2 separate regions of the Homo sapiens genome follow, and region 1 is linked to region 2. A link is an interaction called in ENCODE POLR2A ChIA-PET data of the cell type or tissue named here. Cell type or tissue: Panc1. All regions are shown on one strand. Each heading gives the region's core, and the rest is flanking DNA. Links, peaks and the distances in the headings are about the cores only.

Region 1 (8,323 bases), core at 58-8,057, 120 kb after region 2:
GCCTCACCCTGAATTCCCCGAAGTTTGGCCAGCTTTGCCTCTGCTTGCCTGCCCCACTGCTCTGGGACAGGCCCAGGCCCCCTGGGAAGTCGCCTGTGGCCTCAGCCCAATCCCACCTCCGCTTCAGAAAACTCTCAACACATCCACAAACTCATCCTGAGACACCCTGCCTTCCTGAGTGCGCCTTGACCTAGAATCTCTTGCTGAGTAAACTCAGGTAGCCCCACCGCCCCCCTCCTACCTGGGCAGATCTGACCTTGGGTAGAGCTAGCTGGTCCCCTCCCCCTTAATGAAATTACCAACATAAATAAAGGCACAGGCCAATTCCCCAGGATTTCTGTGCCCCTACCCCCCACTTCCTTAACAGGTCATGAGGAATTGCTGCACTTCTCTCCCAGCTGTCCCCGGGGGTCCACCCCATGTCCCCATGACACTCCTGCAGGCAAGTCACCATCCAAGTCCTGAGGCCCAGACTTTGTCTAGTGCAGGACCGTTTCCTGCGTAGGAACTACTGTCTACTCCCATCCCAAAGTCCCCCACCCCAGGACCTACTACGTGCCATGTCCTGGCAACTCTGAGAGGCAGAGGGAATGGCTCCATTTTACAGACGAAGACCTGGGGCTTGGAGAGGTGGCCTGACCTGCTCAAGGTCATGCAGGAAGGAGGGGTGGGTTTCAGCTCATGTGCATCTGGCTGCTGCTGCCATATCACACACAAACTCTTCCCCTTTCACCGCGCTCGGAGAGAGCCCCACGCTGTGTATACCTGGCTCACTTCCCCCAGTAGACAGGGAGCTCCAGATGCTCAGGGCCATATCTGACCCATCCTCATATGCACAGGCCCTAGCACAACACCTGGCACACAGTAGGTGCCAGTAAATGCTGAAAGAACCCTAGAGGTCTCCCAAGCCCCAACCTCTCTCTGCATTTCACATGGGAGATTATTTTTAGATAATTTACATTTCATGTTACTTTATATACACCAACAACTCCACAGTCATTTTTCCTCTTTATCTTCTCAAGAGCTCTTTTTGGATCTATGCTGGTATGCATGCCCGTTTTTAAGAGGTGACCACTCAGAGCGGGGAAGGCACTACCCAAAGGCCAGCCCCAGGGGCGCAGGGGCTTCTGTGATTAAGAAGCTCAGACCCTGACTTTTTCCATGTGTCCCTTGACGGTTATCCTTCCAGCACACTCTTCCTGAGAGCAGAGATGCTCTAGCCTGGCAATGGTAATGATAACTGTGGCAAATATGCCCTGTGCCTGGGTGGTGGGGTCCTTGTGTGAGCCCTGGTCTCTCTGTCCAGTTCCAGGACCCACTTCAATAACCACTAAGCCGGACCACCTCTCCACCCAGGCTGGGTCTTTGCCTGCCTTTCAGAAGCTAAAAACCTGGTTGTCAATCTTGGGCTGAGTTCTGGCACAGCAGAATGTATAGTATAATGAAAAGAACATGGGCTTCGGGTGGAGTCAGATTTGGAAGTGAATCCTGATGATTATTTGGCGTGGCATTCTTCATGCTCACAGGTCCCACTTGGCTACTTCACAATGGAATGAAGCCATCATTCCACCCTTTGCTGGGTAACCTCAGGCAGGTCACTGAGCCCCTACTTCATCATCTGTATAGCGGGACAGGATGTCACAGATGTAGAGATTCAACAGGATGAGAGTGCCTGAGCTGTGACGGGTGCCCAGTAAGTGCCATTTTCTCCCTCATGGGGCCTCGAAGTATTCAAGGAGGAAGACAGGCATTGTTGGCACTTTTTGTGCTTCATTCATTCAACAAACATTTGTTTAGCAGCCATTGTGCAGCAGGGGCTTGGGATATGGTCATGGGATCCCCAAGGTCCCTGCCCTACGGGAGTGCACCAATGGGTATGGAAGATGGCTATTGAACAAACCAGCTATTGATCACAACAGCCCGGGGAATGGGCCACGAAGGAAAGAGAGAGCTGTGATAGCAAATAATGCAAAGAAGGGGCTGCTTTTCTTAGGGGGATCAGGGAAGGCCCCTCTAAGGAGGTAGCATCTGAGCAGTGACTTAAATGACAGGTGCCAAGGCATGCTGTTCCTGCATTCCAGGATGAGGGAAGAGCAAGGGCAAAAGCCCCAAGGTGGAAGGAGATTGGCATTTTCTAGAAGCTGGAAGGTGTCCAGTGTGGTGAGACTGAAGTGAGGGAGGAGGGGTTGGAGGGCAGGAGTCTTGAAGACCCTGGGAAATACTTTGGATGGCATTCCAGCTGCTATGGGAGCTACTGGCGAGTTTTAAACGAGCAGGACTGTGGGGTAGAGAAGAAGTGAGGAGAGGAGGGCAGCTGCAGGGGTCCAGAGGTCTGTGGTCTTGGAGGTCAGAGGCCTGGAGGTGTCCCTACTGTGTGACAGCTCACTGCACCAGGCACGTCCCAGCCTCTTGCCCCAAGGGCTCCTGGGAGAGTGGAACAGCCAAGGAGTGAGAACAGCCTACTGCGGCCCATCCCCACTTTTGCAGAAACAGACCCTGGGTCTTCAGCCTATCCGTGTCACTGGGGTCCTTTAGGAGGGGCATGCTGGGTGGGGTGTGGGGTAAGTCTCCCACAATGCCCAACTCCTGGGGGGATGCAATCACGGTCCCAGGGGGCAGCTGCTCTTTTTTGATTTCCATTCCAGACACCTGCCAAAGGAAAAAGTAGGCTGCCCCATGAATCAAAGGCCAGGAGATCCTCTGCATTTTTAAAAATTTTGAGACAGGGTCTCGCTCTGTCTCCCAGGCTGAGTGCTGTGGTGCAATTGCTGCTCACTGGAGTCTCTACCTCCCAGGCTCAAGTGATCCTCCCACCTCAGCCTCCTCAGTAGCTGGGACCACAGGCATGCACCACCACACGCAGCTATTTTTTTTTTAATTATTTTTTGTAGAGACAGAGTCTCTCTTTGTTGCCCAGGCTGGACTCAAGTGATTCTCCCGCCTTGGGCTCCCAAAGTGCTGGGATTACAGGCATGAGCCACTATGCCCGGCCTCTGGATTTTTTTTTTTTTTTCCACACTTCGTCCAGGTGTCCAAGGGAGACTGGAGTTGAAGCACAGGGAGTCCAAGCCCCCAGGGCTCACGTCCTCTCTGAATACAGATAGTAACGTAATCACTCCTGGGCTCAAGTGATTCTCCCGCCTTGGACTCCCAAAGTGCTGGGATTACAGGCATGAGCCACCATGCCCGGCCTCTGGATTTTTTTTTTTTTCCACACTTCGTCCAGGTGTCCAAGGGAGACTGGAGTTGAAGCACAGGGAGTCCAAGCCCCCAGGGCTCACGTCCACTCTGAATACAGATAGTAATGTAATGGGTCACAAGAGCTTGGTGATGAAGGGTTCTCAGAGTATACAGTCCAAACCCTGCCTCTGATAGATGGGTAAACTGAGTCCCACAGGAGCAAAGAGGCTCAGGGCCGCAGGACAGAACCAGGTACCTGGCCTTTGCCTGATTTGGCCCAGATCACCTGCCTTTCACTGAGCTCTGACCCTGGGCCCAGATGAGCGGGGATGCCTGCAACTTGACAGTGAGGTGGCCCTGACTGTGCCACAGGAAGTTCCAGGCCTGGGGTGGGGCAGAGTGACTCAGGCTCCCACAGAGGCCTGTCCACGCAAGGGCCAGGAAGAGCAGAGAGGCCCCAGAGCCTTGGGGAGAGGTAGTTACCACCACTGGGTGCTGGTGCCCCTTCTATCAAGGGCTTGTGCCACCACCTGCCATCCCCCTATTCTATAGCATCCCCCTGCAGTCTGCCAGCCATGCTGAGCCGCTGCTGTACGCCCACCTCTCTAGAAAGGCCTCCTGACCTCTCAGGTTGGGTCAGGGGCTTTCTCTGGTCACTCATAGAGCCTTGGGCTTTCCCCCTCCCAGCTCTGACCACAGCATTTCACGATGGCCTCATTACCTGTGTCGACCAGTGCCCAGCACAGGAGCTAAGGCTTAAACGTTATTGAATAAATGGATAAATAAGCAACCAACCAACCAAATGAATGAATGAATGAATGAATGGGCTTATCCTCAAAAAGCAGGTGCTAGACTGAAGTCTACAGCATTTTCCACCATGCTACTATGCTTCCTCCATAATCAATCCATCCATCAGCATTTATTGTGCTTCTCCTAACAGGCTCTGCTGTTGAGTGACTGAGTCCCTTAATCTCTCTAAGCCTCAGTGTTCAATGCCGATAAAATGGGAATATTAATAATTATCCCTAACTCACAGGGCTGTCGTGAGAATAAGCACTCAACAAATGCTAGCTCCTATTGTCATTATGCCCATCCATCATTCAGACGTTTATTTGGGCATCTTCTGTATGTCAGCCACCATGCTTGGTGTTTGGAATACAGTAATAAACAAGAGGGACCTGACCCATGAAGCTCAGGGACTAGCTGACTTTCAAAAGATCATGACAGGCCAGGCACAGTGGCTCACCCCTGTAATCCCAGCACTTTGGGAGACCAAGGTGGGTGGATTGCTTGAGCCCAGGAATTCAAGACCAGCCTGGACAAAATGTCCAAACCCCGTGTCTACAAAAAAGTACAAAAAAATTAGCCAGCGGTGGTGGTGTGCACCTGTAGTCCCAGCTACTTGGGAGGCTGAGGTGGAAGGATTGCCTGAGCCCTGGAGGTAGAGGCTACAGTGAGCTATGATTGTGCCACTGCACTCCAGCCTGGGAGACAAAGTGAGACTGTCTCAAAAAAGAAAAAAAAAATCATAACAAATGGGTTTAGAATTAAAAACAAAAAGTTGCCATGAGGCTGGGTGTGGTGGCTCACGCCTGTAATCCCAACATTTTGAGAGGCCAAGGTGGGCAGATCACCTGAGGTCAGGAGTTCGAGACCAGCCTGGCCCATATGGTGAAACCCGCCCCCGCCCACTAAAAATACAAAAATTAGCCAGGTGTGGTGGTGGGCACCGGTAATCCCAGCTACTCCGCAGGCTGAGGCAGGAGAATTGCTTGAACCCAGCGGGCAGAGGTTGCAGTGATCCGAGATCATACCACTTCACTCCAACCTGGGCAACAGAGTGAGACTCTGTCTCAGAAAAAAAAAGTTGCCATGAGAACACATGGCAGGGGAGCGGGGCGCCCAGATCAGCACCTTCGAGAAGTCCCACTCTAAGTGCCCTAAGGGTCCTTTGGACCAGAAGATGGAGCACTGGGCAAAGTGGAGGGGAGGAGAAAAGTGTCTCTACTCCTGCAGTGGCCCGCGCCACACTGCCTGTGGAATTACGACTGAGTGGGAAAAAATTCTGTCCACCTTGCAGAGTTTGAGACCCGCTCGAGTCCAGCATCCCCTTTTTTCCAGAAACTAAAGCATAAAGAGATAAGAGAACTAATTTGTCGAGGGATTTCATTCAAATGTCACCTCCCCTGAGGAGCCTTCCTTGACTGCCCTTCTTAAAAGTCCCCCAGTGGCCCTCCATTCCCGTTCCTTACTTGATTCATCCTCATGGACTCAGTGCCACCTTCCTTTATAATACATATGTATTTGTTTCCTGTCTCTGTTCATCTCACCTACTGGAATGTACATTCCTAGAGGGCAGAGCTCTGTCCTGTTCACTGCAGTATCTCCAACATCCAGAACAATACCTGACACGTAGTAGGTGTCCCATATGTGTTTACTGAATAAATGAATGAATGAAAATCCCTGAGAGAGAGAGAGAGAGAGAGAGAGTGTGTGTGTGTGTGTGTGTGTGTGTGTGTGTGTGTGTGTGTGTGTGTATTTTGACTATACACTGCAATGAGATCCAGGAAGATTTCTGCTGAATTGGAGAGGCAGGGGCCTTTTTTGCTTATATTCATTTTGTCTTTGGCAAGTCACTTCCCTTCATTAAGCCTCGGTTTCCTCATCTGTAAAACGGAGCTAGTGCCTGCTTTGCAGAATCTTTGTGAAGCGTCAATCAAATACGGTGCAAAGTGCCTAGGTGGGGCCTGGCACACAGTAGGTGGGCAACTCTGTCATTTTGATGGAGCCCTTGTTGGGGGAGGCCTGTGAAGGGGGATCCCAGGGCCTGAGCCTCTCTGCAGGACACAAAGGAAGCTGACACTGGATCTGTCCCGTCACCTGAACTCACCAGTAATTTATTGATGCTGGATGCTGGCACCCAGCAGCCTGCTGGGTCAGTCTCAGGGAGCAGGTGTAGGGCCCTCGGGCCTACCCCAGCCTCACCCAGGCAGGGAGGGGAGGGGAGCCTGGGTCTGCCCAGCCCAGGAAAATTGATAGGTCAGCCCTTACAAGTCAGTCCCCTTCTGTGTGCCAGGCAGTGCAGGCAGAAAAAAAAACAAGTGTGGTTCCTGCCTGGCCTGAGCTCATAGAGGGTTGAAGTGGACATATTTCAAATAACCAAAATGGTGAGAGCTGCATGAGGGCCTACTATGTGCCAAGAACTTCGTACCTATAACCACATTTAAGCCTCATACAGGGCTTAAATGTGCTGAGGTCGCACAGCTAGTGGTGGGGCAAGAGGAGGGTTTGCACCCAGATTTGCCTGGCTCTAAAGCCAGGGCACATTACTGCCATCCCGCCCCACTCAGGCTGGCTGGGCCAATGGGCATTAAAAAAAAAAAAAAAAAAAAAACGGGCCTGGCACGGTGGCTCACACCTGTAATCCCAGCACTTTGGGAGGCTGAGGTGGGTGGATCATTTCAGGTCAGGAGTTAAGACCAGCCTGGCCAACATGGTGAAACCCCATCTCTACTAAAAATACAAAAATTAGCCAGGTGTGGTGGTGCACGCCTGTAATCCCAGCTACTCGGGAGGCTGAGGCAGGAGAATCGCTTGAGCCTGGGAAACAGAGGTTGCAGCGAGCTGAGATCATGCCATTGCACTCCAGTCTTGTCTCAAAAAAAAAGAAAAAAGAAAAAAAAAAACACTAAAAAAAAGCTCTTGGCTGGGCACCGTGGCTCATACCTATAATCTCATGGCTTTGGGAGGCCAAGGTAGGAGGTTTACTTTAGGCCAGGAGCTTGAGACCAGCCTGGGCAACATAGTGAGACCCCATCTCTACAAAAAATTTTAAAAATTAGTGGGGTGTGGTGGTGTGCACCTGTAGTTCCAGCTACTCAAGAGGCTGAGGCAGGAAGATTGCTTGAGCCCAGGAGTTGGAGGCTGCAGTGAGCTACGATTGTCAGAAATCTGGTCACAATCATAGTGGTCAGGGGGGCATGGAGTGCTTTCAGTGGCCACTGCATTCCAGCCTGGGTGACAGAGTGAGATCCCATCTCAAAAATAAATAAATAAATAAATAATAAATAAAAATAAAAAGGAAGAGCTCTGGGAGTTGAAAACTGAGAGTAGGTGCTTTCCATGGGAGGCTTCCTTAAGGCTGAGACCTTTAACCGGCCTTCAGCGGGTAGATGGAGATACCAAAGGGTGAGTGTGTTTTAGGCCAGAGAAGCAGCCGAGTGGAGGTCTGGAGGGAAAAGGGAGCGATCTGTTTGCACTGTGGTGGGCATGCCCACCTGGGAGAGCACCAGGGCCCAGCAGTGGGCATGCTGGGGCTCTGAATGCTTGGCTAAGCCTTGGGCCTCCCTGGTGGGACATGGGGAGGGAGCCATGGGAGGCTGCTGAGCAATGAAGCCACTGTTTCCCCCTGACCTATATATTGTAAGAGGCCTGCTAGTCAGGCCAGAGTGTGCCTGGCCTTCGAGAACCTCTAACATCTAGCTTCAGCCTCACCTCCCTCTACCAGCTCTCTGGACCTGGCATGTCACAGGCAGCCAAACACTTACGGCTCATTCTCACCTCTGCACCTCTGTTCTCTTGGCCCCTTCTCCTGCAATGCCCGCTCTGTCTACCCAGACCCTACCTAATTGCTCAGGTCTTCCTTCCAGGCCATTTCCTCCATGAAGCCTGCCCTGACCACACCAGCCCTGAGTTACATGCCTCAGCCTCAGAACCGCCGGGGGCCTGGGCTGGGAAAGTGCCCATCCTCCTCTCAAGTCCGCGGCACTCGCCATCCACCAAGATGGGCTGCTGCTTTTACCTGCATAGCAACTTTCTTCTCCTGGTAACAGCATCTTGAAATCCCTTTGAGAAACCGCCTCCTTCATATTCAGAGCATGTTGCTGGAGCCATACTGACCTGACCACTGAAAGCATTGAATGACTAGGCCACTGAAACCATCCCATGCCCCAACCACCGTGAGTGTGACCAGATTTCTGAGAACACCGGCCGGGTGCGGTGGCTCACGCCTGTAATCCCAGCACTTTGGGAGGCCGAGGCAGGCGGATCACCTGAGGTCAGGAGTTCGAGACCAGCCTGGCCAATATGGCAAAACCCCGTCTCTACTAAAAATACAAAAATTAGCCGGGTGTGGTGGAGCATG
Region 2 (8,323 bases), core at 308-8,307:
CACTGCAACCTCCACCTCCTGGGTTCAAGCGATTCTCCTGCCTTAGCTTCCTGAGTAGCTGGGATTACAGGTGCCCATCACCACGCCCAGCTAATTTTTGTATTTTTAGTAGAAGTGGGGTTTTGCCATGTTGGCCAGGCTGGTCTCAAACTCCTGACCTCAAGTGATCTGCCTGCCTTAGCCTCCCAAAGTGCTGGGATTATGGGCATGAGCCACCACGCCTGGTTCACCCACTTTCTCAGTAGGTGAACCTCTCGGCTCCTCAGGCCCCAGAGCTTGTCCTCCCCAGCATCCCAGACAAGGCCAGGGCTGTGTAGGCCCTGCCCACTCCTGGATAAAGGGATCTCTCGGTGCTGTCTCCCAGCGTCTCTCACCCCTTGGCGGGCCGGGGCCCAGCACAGCCCAGCATTGTCTGTGCCGCCTGCGGCCCAGCTGATGATGGACACTTTCCTGTGACCCGGGACTGCCAGTGTGGCCCACAGCCAATCCCTGGAAGGCTTGGGCCCCAGCTCTCTGCTCCTGGGGGAGGGGAGGCCAGGAGGCCGCCGCCTGCTCATCTGTTGTGGGTATTTGGAGCCTTGAGGAGGAACAAACAGCTCTTGCTCCTGGGGTGGGGGTGGGTGGGACCTGCACCCAGAGAATGGGGCCCAGCTCTGGTTTCTGGCCTCAGCTGTGAGAATTAGGGTCAGGGCAATGGACACAGCCATAATGAGCAGGTGTTGGGGAGAAGGCTTGGCTTAAAAGCCCACTGCAAGAGAAGCCTTTCACAGGCCAGCCCAGGGAGGCTGGTGCAGGGGCCACACCTCCTGCCATGCAATACTGACCAGAGCAGACGTCTGGCCATGAGTGTTGGGTCCACGGGGAGGCAGCAGCAGGCCGGAGTTCTGTGCCTCCTGGTGGGAGAGGGCTGCTGTGACCCAGGGATGGGCCCAGGGGAGGGTGGGCATCACCTGAGGAGGACACTAGAAAGAGCCGCGGCACAGGGGTAATGCGGGTAATGGTCTCTGAGCCCGGGTGGCCTGGTCGTTACTCCCACCAGCTCCTTCCCCATCAGCCTTATGGCTTCCTGCCTGATCCCTCACTTGAACGGCTTCACGCTGTGCTGGGGACACCCCATGGCACCCTGAGTACCAGAAGCCAGAAGCACACTTCTGCCTGGCACCTTCTCCTTGGATGGCAGCACTGACTCCTCGCTGCCTGCTTAGCTGCCCATCAGTGTGGGCACCTGGATGGGTCTGGCATTTGCCAGATTGAGAAGCAGGGTCTTGGGAACTTGGGGTCCCTGGACAGGGCCTGGCACATGTGGGTGGGGAGGGAGGGACAGGGACTCAGGACAAGCTGTGAGTGCCTGGGTCTGGTTGACACCAAGGACCCCCTAGCCCGGCTCCCTTTACGAAGAAGCACAACCCGGGCGGTGGTTGGGAGCTGAGAGCAGGGGTGGGGATGCCGCTGAGGGTGGCTGTGAGGTAAGCTGCAGTCAGGGTCCCACAGGCCTCCATGGCAGAGGGGACCAAGGGAGACCAGGCTGGCTGAGGAGGCAAGACTGGACCAACGGGGTGGTGCGCAGGGCTCAGAGAATCTGGGGGAGGTGAGGAAGACCGCCCACATCCAGTCCCAGCCTGGCCCCCAATGGGCCTGTGCTGTCCACATCTGGTCCTCAACCGCCTGGCAAGGTGGGCCAAGATGATCACCCCCAGCCCAGCAAGGGGTTGGCACCCGCCCAAGGCTGCCTGGCAAGGAGGGAACTGAGCAAGATCTGAGCTCTGTGTGCCCCCACACTTCCCTGCAGACCTCTTGGAGGCCAGGGAGGAGGCACACAGGGGAGGGGGCCGGGCCAAGGAGAAGAGGCCAACAGCACTGCTGCTGTAAATACCGAGCCCTGGGCACTCAGGAAACACACCTGCTCCCCAGAGACCCGCCCTGCTGCCCAGTTTGCATTTCTGGGTGGTGGAGGGCCCCACCCAAGGGCAGCAGGGGCCAGGAGGTAGGAAGCCTTGGTCTTCTCACTAAGAGCTCCTGGGGGCATGCCAGGATGAGGGGCCACAGCCCCCAGGCCATGTCACAGAGAGAAGCTGTGGCCCAGAGTTGGGGGATCGGCTAGCTCAAGACCATACTTCGGGGAAGGGCCGGCCAGATCCATGGCACAGCACCCAGGACCTGCCTACAGGATGCCACATATTGGGCCCGACCACTCCATCCTCCCAGAACCCTTCCATGCCAGACCCTCCCCAGATGGCCTGGCTGTGGCCTCTCTGCCCTTCTCTCCTGGTTGGAGCTTGGGGTCATAGGGAGCTTTTGGAAACAGGTGACCCAAGAAACCCTCAATCCTGGCATCGGGCACCTCCTCCCTTCCCAGCCCCCTGCTGCCACGCCTCTGCCCAGCTTCCCAGGCCACCTCCTCCCAGGCCCTTTCTCTGATTCCCCATCTCTGCCAAGAGTGACTCAGTGGCCGTTGGTTGAGCACCTATTCAGTGCTAGGGCCTGGGGATAAAGCCCAGGACAGGAGACTCAGGCCACATGGGGCCAGCCCTGAGGGGCACCCTGCAGCGCCACTTCCAGCAATGAAAAACAGGGACTTGGCCAAGCACGGTGGCTCACGCCTGTAATCCCTGCATTTTGGGAGGCCGAGGCGGGCAGATCATGAGGTCAGGAGTTTCAGACCAGCCTGACCAACATGGTGAAACACTGTCTCTACTAAAAATACAAAAATTAGCCAGGCGTGGTGGTGCACGCCTGTAATCCCAGCTACTCGGGAGGCTGAGGCAGGACAATTGCTTGAACCTGGAAGGCGGAGGTTGCAGTGAGCCGAGATTACACCATTTTGCACTCCAGCCTGGGCAACAGAGCGGGACTCCATCTCAAAAAAAAAAAAAAAAAAAAGAAAGAAAGAAAGAAAGAAAAACAGGGACTTGAGTGTCCTTCCACAGGAGTGGCCAAAACGCTGGCTCTGGAGAGACCCAGTCCCTGTGGTCTGGGCAAGTTACTTCCCCTCGGAGACGATGTTTCCTGCCCTGTGGAACAGCGACATGTATAGCTCTGGGCTCACAGGGTCAGGCTGGGCACACAGCAGGGTCAGGCTGGGCACACAGCGGGCTCAGGAATGGGACCCCAGTCACTGGACTGACTAGACAAGCTTTGAACTGTGGCTGGCCCACATCAGTGTCAGGGAGGCCAATGACTATGTGAGAAAAAAGGCGCCAATACTGCCTCATTGAAAAGAAAATGAGGCTCTGGTTACTTAGATACATAGAAAAGTCTGAGAAAAATAGGGCCCCAGACATCATTATTTTTCATTTTCTTTTTTCCTCCTTTATTTTTCTATTTTTTTTTCTTTTTTTTCTTTTTTTTAGATGGAGTTTTGCTCTTGTTACTCAGGCTGGAGTGCAAATGGTGTGGTCTCGGCTTACTGTAACCTCCGCCTCCCGGGTTCAAGCAATTCTCCTGCCTCAGCCTCCGGAGTAGCTGGGATTACAGGCATGTGCCACCACACCCAGCTAATTTTGTATTTTTAGTAGAGACAGGGTTTTTCTATGTTGGTCAGGCTGGTCTCAAACTCCTGACCTCAGGTGATCCACCCGCCTCAGCCTCCCAAAATGCTGGGCTTACAGGCGTGAGCCACCGCACCTGGCCTTCTCCTTTATTTTTCTACAATAATTGTAATACTTCTGAAATAAGGGGAGAAATAAGGGACATTTCTACAAAGATGTGGCTCCTGCCCTCAGCAAGCTGACAGCCTGCAGGGGTCCCACACTGGTGCCTGTTTGGCTTCAACCAAACCCCAGACTCCTCCAGGGAGGTGGGGACAGGGCTCATCACCCCTGTGTGTCACAAGGCCAACGCTGGTGTGACTAAAGTGGCCAAGAACCTGGAAGAGCCAAAGGGCCCTCAGTGCCTTTGTCCAGACTCAGGCCTGCACAGTGCGGGAGCCCGTGTGTCCCGAGGCCCAGGTTGGAGGAGCGGCCTCATCTGAGAGGCGCACACACCAGGCCCTGACCTGCCCCAGCCAGGGCTCCACACGACTCTTGCTCAGCAATCCCCCGACTGCCCACCCTGCAGAAGGCGGATGCAGGCCCAGCGAGCAGACCCCTGCTCTCCCCTGGCGCTGGCTTCCTGTCTGCCCAGGAGGTGAGTAATGTCCGCTCCCTGCCCCCACGCATCCCTTCTGGAGGCCAGACGGGCCTCACATTTTCCGCTCAGGAAGGGGCAGAGTGAGAGGCCTGCTGAAGCACATCCAGGGGAAACGGAAGGAGTGGCCCCGCCTGCCGGGTCAGGAACCTGGGCCAGCCCCGGCCTGCAGGAGGCGCACTGGCTCACCTGCCTCCGTGCATGCCTTCGTTCATTTTCATCCACTCATTCATTCAACAAACAGCACCCCAGCACCTGCGTGGTGCCAGGCCCTGTGCTGGGTGCTGGAGGCCTGGCTCTCAGGGTGCTTATGGTACTTGGGGAGGAGACTGCATCAAACAGATCATCCCACAGGTGGCGGCGTAAGTACAGACGGATGTGCTGTTCAGCCCCAAGGCAACGCCAGACCACAGTGCCTCTGGACAAAGTCTCTCAGGCATCCTCCCTCCACACCCTATGATGTGCACAGAGCCCTGTTCAGACCCAAAAGAAAGCCCACGCCTCAGCCGGGGCTTGGCCGAGGGTCTTTAGGGGACCTGGCCCGTGCCTGGGCAGGAAACTGTGGCAGGAGCTGGCCCGCATGGCCCTGGGCCCCAAGGAGGGAGCGCCCCAAGTGTGTGGAGAGGGCCTTCTTTGGTTCCCTAGCTGCCCTGCCCATCTTCTGGGGACCCTCACACATGGCCCCTGCCCCTGCCAAAGGGGAGAGAGGAGAAGCACTGGCACCTCCCCAACTCTGGCTGAGTTGCCCCAAGTCTCTCCCTGATCCTAAGTTTCCTCCCCATGAGATGAGGGCACTGTGAGTGGTGCTCCCTGCCAAGCACCAGTGGCTGTGATCGCAGGGACCTGGGAGCATCCCAGGACTTCAGAGTGTGGGGAACTGGTGTAAAGAGGTCTGGGAGACCAAGACTCGCAGCCAGTGGCAGGGTTGGGGGCAGAAGCCTAACTGTGTTTCAGGACAAGCAGACACTCACCCCGGTAGAACCTCAGAGGCAAGCTCCCGGGGAGTGAAAGCTGTGGCACCCGCACAACTCACTCTTGGGCTCAGTTTCAGGACAAGCAGACACTCACCCCGGTAGAGGCTCAGAGGCATGCTCCCGGGGAGTGAGAGTGGACACTCACCCCGGTAGAGGCTCAGAGGCATGCTCCTGGGGAGTGAGAGCAGACACTCATCCCGGTAGAGGCTCAGAGGCAAGCTCCCGGGGAGTGAGAGCAGACACTCACCCCGGTAGAAGCTCAGAGGCAAGCTCCCGGGGAGTGAGAGCTGGCACCCGCACAACTCACTCTTGGGCCCAGTGGTCTCCGCCATGGGATTTGCTCTGCCACTCAGCCTTCATCTGCCTTTGTTAAAATCTTTAAAGAAGGGCCCCAACAAATCCACAGCTGTAGATCTGTGCTAACTGCCTGGCTCCCTGAAATCACTCCTGGCTGGATCACTTGTCAGCAGGGATGGGGTGCTGATATGGTTGGGATCTGGGTCCCCTCCAAATCTCATGGTGAAATGTGTCCTCCAGGGTTGGAGGTGGGCCTGGTGGGAGGTGTCTGGGTCATGAGGGGCAGATTCCTTATGAGTGGCTGGGTGCTGTATGGAGTGAGTTCTCACTATGAGTTCATGCGAGAGCTGGTTATTTAAAAGAGCCTGGTACCTCCTCCCTCTCTCTTGCTCCCTCTCTCACCATGAGACATGCCTGCTCCCCCTTCACCTTCTGCCATGTCTGTAAGCTTCCTGAGGCCTCACCAGAAGCCAAGCAGATGCTAGTGCCATGCCTGTACAGCCTGTGGAACTGTGAACCAAATAAACCTCTTTTCTTTATAAATTACCCAGCCTCAGGTATTCCTTTATAGCAACACCAAACGGACCAACACAGGTGTGTCATCAGCACAGCCTTGGGAGTCCCCACACTCCCGGCGAAAAGAAAAGGCCCAGGTACTCAGATGGGAAGGATGTCCCCAGAAACAAACAACCCAACTTATCCCCCATCAGAGGCGGAGCTCCATCTGCTCTGCAATGGTGTGCTTGGGTAGGTCTCAGTAAATGTTTGTTCGTTTGTTCATTCGGGGATAACAGACATTCAGCAGGTACCGACAATGGGCCATGTTCGCAACCGAGTCCCAGGGGCAGGGCAGAGACCAAGACTGACCTTACAGCAGGCCTCAGACTTCCACGAAGGACGGAAGGCCAGAGCCCACACACCAAGCCCACCTGGGCATCAGTGGGGTTGGGGGGCTTCTGCAATGGAGACCCTCGGGCGGGGAGTGGAGCACACAGAGGGCTAAAGCGGGTGCCTCTGCTTGGGCTGTCCCTGCCTAGTCCTGCGTCAATAACAGGGGCCTGAGAGTGCTCTGATGGGAGCCCCTTGACTCACTCATGGGAGCTGGACCTCACATTTCTGCACCGTGAGCACCTTCAAGAGGGGCTGGTTGTATGTCTCCAGGGGGGCCAGAAGATGGCCCAGGACTCTAGGCTGGAAACCCACTGCTCTGGACAGACACCAACAGGCCCACAGGCCCAGAAGAGGCAGCAGAGGCCAGGCCAGCTGCCTGGGCCTTCCCAAGGCCTGTGCCCTGCCCAGGGTCTCAGCCAGCCAGCGGGGTGGCCCACAACTCCATGAGTGTCTCGGAGGGGACAGTGAGGCCCACGGCCCTGTGGTCAACAGCATCCTCCCTGTCCCAGCTCTGGTGTCCATCAGGAGGGGAAGGTGGTGTCTGACTACCCCAGGCTGACCCCGCACTGGGCTCTTGGGGACCTACAGACCCCCCAGCCTCCCTGCATCTCTCAGCCTCATCCTCATGGCCAGGCCAGCCAGCCTCTGGGCAGCAGGTGCTGAGGGAACCCCATGGACCCCACAGAAATGCCACTGTCAGCTACCTGATCCTGACAGCCCCCAAATCACCAGACCTCCCCAGGACGTGTCTCCAAGAGAGATCACGCTCTCAAAGGGTGGTCATGAGGAATAACAGCATGAGATCTGCTTGGGAATGAGTAGGGGGACCATGGTCCCTTCAGCCCCACTGCTCTGGGTTTCTGAACAACTGTCCCAGACCCTTCTTGTGGGGGACCACAGCCTGTGGCCCCAGCTGGGCTCTGCAGGCACCGCCCTCAGTGTTCCTTGGGCGTGGCCTCAATCGGCTCAGTTGAGGCGGGAGGTCAGCTGCTGCGCTTGTCCCAGCCCCAGAGCCCCCCAGAGCACGTGGCTGCCCCCGCCGGTCCCCACCCCCGTGGGAACGCTGGAAGGCGGCACTGGCCTGGGAGGCTGGCAGCACGAGGGGGTCGCACCGACCTCACGAGGCATCAAGCACAAAAGCCTTTTCTTTGCCGGCAGCCACGCACCCCACTCCTCCTGCAGCCACTCCCTGTGCTCCCCAGCCCCTGGCCCAGACACCTCCAGCTGCCTCCAGACTGGGTCTCCTCCCAAACAAAGCCGGATTCAGGCCTTCGGGAGGCAGGCGCGCAGGTTCTGCCATGGAGATGAACTTTGACCCAAACAGCAAGGCTCCTACCCCTTATTTACTCTTTAAGGCTGACCCGTTTCACAGAGTTCACATTACACCCCTTTTTAATCCGCACCTCCCTCCCACATTCCAGGCCTCGACCTTCAACCCCTCCTAATTGCTGGCTCCGGCTCCTACACCCCAGTTCTTGGGCCCAGCTCACTCATCCCTGCCCCCAACCATCTCCTCCACGGAAACAAAGGCGATGCTGGGGTGCTGTGCTCACAGGGCCACCTCACAACCCTGGCACACCAAGGTAGATGCCAGGGTCCCAGAGCCCAACCACTTGGGGGAGTCCACGTGGAGGCCGGGGTGGATCTTTGGGGTCTGATTCCTGACCCTAACTCTCCAACCCCTGAGAAGGAAGCCTCTATTCCAAGGGAGGCTGGAGTAGGCTGCCTGGCAGGCCCTGCGCGGAGGCGGTCAGGGCTAGGGAAGAATCCGGACAGCTCCCCAGCCAGCCGCATCGCATCCCAAGGGGCTAGGGTGAATGTGGGCAGCTGCACTGCCTGGTCACTCACCAGGTGACCTGGGCTATAGCCTCACATGTGGCTGCAGAAACACAGCTTGTTTCCCTTGCTGGGCAGCGGAACTGCTCTGGGTTAGGTACACTGTGAACCTTCCCAGGCCTGCCCCTGGTAACTCTGAAACCCACATTGCAGAAGCCCATGGCATCCCGGCAACCAGGCAGACCCCCCGCCCCGCAGGC

The links. Peaks named below come from ENCODE experiments on the same cell type or tissue, not always from the same donor. Only the 100,000 strongest peaks of a DNase experiment are listed, where the experiment ranks them.
Region 1: POLR2A ChIA-PET joins it to region 2 with 10 read pairs; 4 of 35 experiments call an interaction of 5 or more read pairs at or near these places.

What each region holds. Positions count from the first base shown.
Region 1 is chr20:32,585,864-32,594,186 of GRCh38, forward strand. It overlaps NOL4L-DT (NOL4L divergent transcript), which reads left to right and starts at 1,616. Exons shown (of 3, transcript NR_034152.1): 1 at 1,616-1,693. RefSeq lists an enhancer at 43-122. In Panc1, for the core only: no CTCF peak of the experiment used is centred there; a DNase peak (open chromatin) is centred at 3,548; H3K27me3 peaks cover 276 bases.
Region 2 is chr20:32,466,041-32,474,363 of GRCh38, forward strand. The region is part of intron 5 of NOL4L (nucleolar protein 4 like); the gene reads right to left. Among named protein-coding and RNA genes, the nearest start is that of NOL4L-AS1, 91 kb to the right of the region's middle. RefSeq lists an enhancer at 4,152-4,201 and a silencer at 4,522-4,571. In Panc1, for the core only: a CTCF peak has its summit at 4,396; no DNase peak of the experiment used is centred there.